2 separate regions of the Mus musculus genome follow, and region 1 is linked to region 2. The links are chromatin contacts, found by Hi-C in ENCODE. All regions are on one chromosome and are shown on one strand. The core of a region is the stretch at or near the end of the contact, and the rest is flanking DNA. Distances in the headings are between cores, read along the strand shown. Region 1 has its middle 65 kb from the start of Gm38759. Region 2 has its middle 11 kb from the start of Epn2.

Region 1 (3,892 bases), core at 886-3,385, about 28 Mb after region 2:
CCTTCCTCTTCCCATCTTAACTAACTTCCTTTCCTCTTTAACTCTAGTGGGTTGGTCTGAAGCTGCTTGTATACAAAGGCTCAGTTCTGTACCCCAAGATTCGGTGGCTTCAAGATGAGCAGATTCTCGCATATACAAGCTTTTGTTGTATAAACCTTGCCCCACAAGTTACCCATGATTGGTCAATAAAGACGCCTACAGCCTGTAGTTGGGCAGAAAAGGGGTAGGCAGGGCTTAGGTTCCTGGGCTTGGGGACTGAGGCAGGAACCATGAGTAGGGAGAAGAGGGAGGAGAAGACAGAATTGCCATGAGATAGATAGAATGTGAGCGCATAGCCACGAAGGCCAGCCTGTTGCAGTAGGAATGGCCCAGATGGAATATGACAAGTGATATACTGGGGTTGATGACAGGAAAGTAGACAGAATAGCAGCTCTGGTGTGTTAAGGTTATTATAAACATAAAGGTTTGTGTCTTCAATTTGGAAACCAAGCAACCTAAGGTGGGATAGGAACCCCCAAATAATATTTACCACAACATGTAACTTTCTTCACTTTTCCCTCCCTTTCCTTCCCTCCCCTTCATTCTTTATGTCCTCCAAACAAAGAAAATAATTGAATTCACGGACTACCTTTTATTTTTAGTTTAAAACAAAATAGGTCTATCAACGTCCCATGAGGGGACAAAAATGAGTTAAAGAGACGGATTGACCTACTTAAATGGAGGGTGCTAACGAGGGAAATGATATTAATTTCAGGACAAAAATCTTTCTCCTGACATTTCTGAGAAGTAGTACACTTGCGTTGCCTCTGAGTATTCCTGGGAAAGTCACACCATACTCCTGGGAAAGCCAAGCCGTAGTTGGTAGGCCATGTGTGGACTATGGGATGGGTGGCTCAGCATGGACTTGCTTTTTTTTGGGGGGGGGGTTGTAGAATTTATTCAGTGACTTGGTCCCTGGGAGCACCCACCCAAGCCAGCTGTTTGAAAAGTGAGAAGCCAGCTAGGGCCTGCTGGCTGCCTCAGTCTCTCTTCTCCCCAAGTGAGCAGGTTCTGACTTTAAAAGAACCCCCCCCCCCCCGCACCTTCCTGGCTGCCCACTGATTGCCCTGGGTCTGTGACAATGATAGTGGCCAGCTGCCAAGGGCCCAGGCTCCAGCCCAGGCAATTCCTTTGCTCCCACCTGCTACTTGAGTCTGCACTCTGGCTCTGTGCCCAGTGATTCTCTAGCACGGAGACATGAGATGCGGGTTTCAGAGTCAGGCAGAGCCCGTCTATGCCAGCATCTCAGAGGTTAGCCCTACAACCTGAGGCAAGCCAGAGAACCTTCCTAGGGTCTGTGTCTGTGAGAAGGAAGGGAACATGACGTACACTTCCCAGAGCTGTTGAGCGATAGGACTCTGATCACAGAGTGACTTATAAGAGAGCACTCACTAAATGGCAAGTGCTTCTCTTTGTGGTGAGAGATTTGGGTTCCGTGTCTGGGGTGACTTTATATCAGTGTGTGTCCTGTACGTGTGTGTGTGTGTGTGTGTGTGTGTGTGTGTGTGTGTGTGTATGTATGTGTGTGTGTGCACATAGGAGCATGCAGGTGTCTGTGCCTATGTGTGCACATGCAGAGGCCAGAGCAGGATTTTGGGTATGTTCCTTTTACTGCCTTGAGATAGACTCTCTCACTGAACCTGAAGCTCACTCTCTCTCAGCTGGACACTCTCAGTGTGGGAAATCTATCTGCCTCTGCATCCTCTAGTGCACCGGTTCCAGGCACATAGAACTATGCCCGGCGTTTTAACTGCGTGCTGGGATTTCAAACTCAGGTCGTCATGTTTGTGGAGCAAGATTTCTTATACACTGAATCATCTCTCCAGGCCCTCTATGCCTTTTCAAAGCTGCAACCTCCTCTCCACATCTTCTTGGGGCAGAAATACATTCCCTGCTGGTAGATGAGACGACTGGAGATAGAAGAAGACATGAGGAACCACCAACCATACCAGCCAGGAAGCAGCAAAGGCTGGCTTCGAACCCAGTGCACCCCGGGTTTTGAATCCCAGTTCCGGAAAGCCACTGGGGCGGCCTCTTTGATCTCCCAAAGCTGCTGTCCAACAGTGTGCCAAGGGGAGGGCGGAGAAGCTGCTCTCCAGGCCAGCCCCTCCTCACCCGCCGCCCAGGGCCGGCTGGCGGCCAGCGGGAGGCATTCCAGAGGCTGCCTGCCTGTGCTCACGCCTGAGGAATGTCTTGCGAAGTCGCGCCTAAGCCCTCTGTGTCTGACTCATCATCTCTCCGTCTCCAGGAGTGTCAGAGAAGAGCTCCCTTAATCCCTCCTGTCCTCGGTCCCAGGCTTTCATTTGTCAAACTAAAAATATTCCCTCCAGGAACCTCCTTTAGCCAGGGGCTGAAGGAGGTACAAGGGGGATGACATTTTCAGCGTCACTTCCTGACAGCGCCTCCCTATTGTTCCCTGGGCCAGGGGCAGCCAGCGGCAGCGAGGGGCCTCTGTCATTTTTGGGCCATAGCCAGCAGTCCAACTTTTTCTTCTGTAAGCACCTTCCTTTTTCCATGCGGGGAGGGAAGCTGAGATGGCCCGTCAGCCTGACAGGCAGCCTTGCCCCTGGTCCCTTGGGGCTGCCTCGTGATTCATGCCAGGTGAGGACTCTAGAAATGCCAAGTTCATTTCCTTTGCCGCCCGAGGGGAGGGTGGGCTGGCACGGTTCGTACTTGTCTGCGAGGCTGGTTTAACTACTGATGAAGAGGTGGGGAGTTTGAAGGTAAAGGAGAAAATGAGGAAATCCAGTGTGCTGGTGTCTTAGTTGAGACAGATAGTCATGGGCTCCCTGCGTGGGAAGGTAGCGACGGAGGGTAGCTGATGAGGCTTGCCTCTCTTTCCTTTCCTCACCTTGTTACTCCTGGCACAGCCACACTCCTCACGCTCCACACATTAACCTGGTCAGAAATCTTGGCTCAAAGGGATAAAGCGACCTCCTTGGGACACTGTGGGTTCTCCTTGGCTGGTACTTGCTCACTGGTCAAATGGTGCAGCAGCTCAGATTTGCAGGTCCTGATTCCATCAACAGAAGCCGTGTGAGCCCCAGTGAGGTTCCTCACCTCTGAGCCTCATCACAGCCTTCTTCACCTGTGGACAGCGCCTGTTCCCCCAGGCTTTCATGAAGACGTAAACTGAATTATATGCTGCTCACCACTTAATGAGGACCGAGTCTAAACTGTTCCAATCACTATCCTCCCGTAAGACTCAACAACAGAACCTGCTACACCCTTGCAATCAGGAGCCCTGGCTATAAGTTCATTAGCCTTTACTACTATGTGGCTTGAGGCAAATCCCCTAACATGGGCGGGTCACATGCGCTTATTTGTGACAAGCAGGGTTTGGACCTGCTTTCCTCTTCTTGGACCTAAAAATTCCTCAATTGTGGGCATGCTCAGTATTAGATGCCAATGGAAAGTTTCTTCCTTGTGTGTTATTTAATTTTTTTTCCCTAAACAAAGAGAGGACGCTTATTTGACTCACTGTTTTGGAGATATTATTAAGTCAAAGGGTTACATCTGGTGACAGCTGTCTTGCTGGCAGAATTCCAAGGTGGCTCTCAATCTCACATAGTAAGGAGCATATGGGGTCTCCTTCATCTAAGGGACTGCTTGCTATGGGCTGAATTGTGCAATCTCCCCCACCCCCCCATCCCAAATTTGCAGATCGAAGCCCTGACCCTTAATGTGACTTACAGACTTCAGGAGGTAGTTGAGGTTAAATGAGGTCATGAGAATGGGACTCTGATCCAGTGGGTAAAGAAGTCAGAGGACTGTCTCCTCCCCAGGTGAGGACACAGTGAAGAGGCAATACGTATAAGTTGGGAAGAAAATGAACCCCAACACCCCAACAGAC
Region 2 (3,319 bases), core at 143-2,642:
ATGTATATGCATAATTGGCAACATATATGATTAAACGCAGATATATCATGGAAAGGCACTCACTCTGTAGATAGAAACAACAAAGAAAAGAGAATCACAAATTTCACCCTTTTGCCCCCTCATTCTTTCTGCTTTTGTCCCCCATAAGAGGAAGTCCCTTGAATATCCTCACCCATGAGGCCCAGCATCAGTCTTGACAGTATATTCCTTTTAATCTGTATGATAATGTCTGATCTTGCTTCTTTTGCAAATCAGTGTGAGTCCTTATTTTCAGTTCTTTGGATATGAGACCAAGAGCCTGAAAACACCTAACCTTGACTCCTACACAGGAAGAGGAAGAAGAAGCAATTCCACGGTTCCTGCTAGACAGGAACTTATCTTGGGTACTCAGACCCAAAGGTAGGATTTATGCTAGCAACCAAGGACAGTTTGTGTGCTGTCAGCTGACCTCTCACCCACATGAGGCTCCTCCATTGGGTTAACTGTAGCATCTACCCTGTGTGTTAAGAATAGAAGGGGTGAGCCGGGCGTGGTGGCGCACGCCTTTAATCCCAGCACTCGGGAGGCAGAGGCAGGTGGATTTCTGAGTTCGAGGCCAGCCTGGTCTACAAAGTGAGCTCCAGGACAGCCAGGACTATACAGAGAAACCCTGTCTCGAAAAACCAAAAAAAAAAAAAAAAAAAACAAAGAATAGAAGGGGTGGTAGTAATCCAGCATTAGAGAGGCAGAGGCAGTTGGAGTTTAAGGCTAGCCTGGTCTACATAGTGAGTTCCAGGATAGCCAGAGCTACACAGTGAGACCCTGTCTCAAAACAAACAGAAAAACAAGCAAAAGAGAATTTGCTTGTCAAATCTCCCTTCTGAGGTACTGAAGCTGTCTGGGAAAGTGGTGATCTTGCCTGGGCTGCTCCATTTCTTTCCACAAACCCCTCTCTCCTCAGGTAGCCCTCTGAGGCGGCAAGGCCATTGTTTGGCCGGGGTATATGTTGCATAGTACATATCGTTTCTCCAGACCAAAGAACTTCACTTGATGCCTTTCTTCTCCAACTGTGGTTTAATCATGCACTAAAACAGCAGTTCTCCCAGGACCGTGGCTCATTCACACCCTTCGTGAAAGACAGTGAACTGTGCTAAGCCTCTGTTCCTACTTATGCCTCCCTTATTTGCTGAGATTGAATCAGCTCAGAATACTCACTGAATTCATGCTTGAATCGGGTTGGTTTTTACCCCAGGCCCTTTCACCCATGTTTTATACGCAGTAACAAATCACTTCCTGCTTGTTTAAAAAAAAAAAAAATGTAGAGAGAAAAAAGTTGCCACCAAGCTGGGAACTGTCCCCAGTAGTCTGATGGCTCCTAGCCTGCATCACAGTCTATGCCAGCATCAGCTGATCATTTGGAACAAAATGTCCAAATCTGAGACTGGGATGAGCTCGCTGGATGTGTGGTCTCCAGTGCCGTGGTCCAAACAAATCCTAGCTCCGCCTCTGAAGAGTTGACATTGCCTCCCTCAGGGCCTTCACTTTCCAACCAGCTCGCTAGAGCTAACAAGCATAACATTACTATCTTAAGACTTCTGCCAGGGTCTCATGAGAGGGGTCAGGTCAGAATGCGTCCACACTCTGTTTCCTCAATTTCCTGTCTGAACCTCATTTCTCTCAGCTGTTTAAAAAAAAAATGGATAGAATACTCCCACTTCATTTGCATTACTCACTGAAGGAGAGATTCCTATTCCTCCTAAGATTTGAAAGTGCTGTGTATACAAGGAAATGTGGTGTGACCTTTGGGGCTGCCCCAACTATGTAGTGCTGCTTTGAGAATAGCCATAATCTTAATCCTCAGAAAAGAAGGAGAAGCCACCAGGACCCCGAGGCCAGGCCCTGCCCAGATGTTCTCACGCAGACCAAGTAGGAAAAAGCCAGGCAGGCAACTGCACCTTGTCATTAGTGGGGAAAAGGATCTATAAGGATCTATGGAGTAGGCTGGAGAAACTATTCCTTCTTTCCTGCCTTCCCATTTGGAAACTGCCCCCCCCTCCCAGTCTAGATACACCCTATATGCAGTGGTTGAAAGCACAGTTCCTAGCAAGGAGGCCCTGCCACACCACTGCTGTGTGACTGGGAATAGGTCACTGTTAATCTCTGAGCTCTGAGCTGTCTTTGCCTCTGCCAGTGATGGGTGAACTGCTAACTCAGAGTAGCAGGGCATTGCTCTATGCATAGGAAGCAGCTCAGGGCCAGGCTGACAGAGCTCAGCATCAGCAGGGTGATCTAAAAGCCTGGACACGTGTAGTCAGCTCTCTTGCTGCCTCTGCCCTTGCTTTTACTTTGCAGGACTGAGGCCACAAATCTATCTCTGAGCCTTCAGAAGTGACACAGACATAGCTACTGAAACGTTAAGGTATAACAATCCAGGCACACGCCTTTAATCCCAGCATTTGGGAGGAAGAGGCAGGCAGATTTCTGAGTTCGAGGCCAGCCTGGTCTACAGAGTGAGTTCTAGGACAGCCAGGGCTATACAGAGAAACCCTGTCTCAAAAAAAAAAAAAAAAAAAAAAAAAAAAAAAAAAAAAAAAAAAAAGACAGAAGACCAGGGGCCCTATAGAGTAGGAGAATGCAAATTTTAGCCACATGCAAAAATATCCCCCAAACTTTTGTTGTTTGGGGGGGGGGGGGATGAAGCAGGAGAATCAGGAGTTCAAGGTCATCCTTGGCTGGCTAAACAAAGAGTTCAAGTCTAGCCTTGGCTACATAAACCCTGTCTTAAAGAAAAAGAAAGATAAGTTGAAAATATACAGCAACTATTACTAATAATTGGTGTAAATGTGCTTAGCTGAGAGGCTCTGAGCAAAAGGATGACAAGTAGCACCCCCATTCTGTCCATCTGGGCTGCTAAGCACAAGCCTCCTACACACCAGGCAAAGGCAGAAGGGCAGGTTAACCAGCCGGCACCTGCCAATCCCCATCCCGGTCTTGCTTTCACATCCATTGCACAGATGGGGAAACTGAGCTCCAGCATGGAACAGGACTGCTCTCTGGCTCGTCTGCTAGTCCTGTTCTTCAGGCATCTCAGACCACAGTTTCTTAGCATCTTTGGCCCCTGATGCCTGTCCATGGCCATTTCTGAACATGAATGTGTGCAGCCCCCCACCCCTACCCACACACCCCTTCTCATGGTTGCTCTGGCCAATGATAACAAGATTGGAGATTAGGTGACCTTGCCTCTGGCTGCTCATCCTACTAATACCCATCCCCTAGATAGACTTATCCTAGTTAGGATGTAATCTGTGGGACTGTTCTTATTTACTTGTGGTTCTGACTT

What was found. A loop is a pair of places that touch in the nucleus more often than their neighbours do.
Region 1: a map of T-helper 17 cell shows a loop between it and region 2 (148-fold over the local background). The contact joins two enhancer-like sites. A Hi-C loop is called at or near these places in 5 of 37 maps with a recorded cell type or tissue (T-helper 1 cell, T-helper 17 cell, T-helper 2 cell and 1 more).

What each region holds. Positions count from the first base shown.
Region 1 is chr11:89,184,861-89,188,752 of GRCm38, forward strand. No RefSeq gene overlaps it. Among named protein-coding and RNA genes, the nearest start is that of Gm38759, 65 kb to the left of the region's middle. Within about 2 kb of position 2,136, at least 2 of the 3 ENCODE cell types and tissues checked have a DNase peak (open chromatin) inside an H3K27ac peak, as active enhancers do.
Region 2 is chr11:61,589,256-61,592,574 of GRCm38, forward strand. No RefSeq gene overlaps it. Among named protein-coding and RNA genes, the nearest start is that of Epn2, 11 kb to the left of the region's middle. Within about 2 kb of position 1,393, at least 1 of the 3 ENCODE cell types and tissues checked has a DNase peak (open chromatin) inside an H3K27ac peak, as active enhancers do.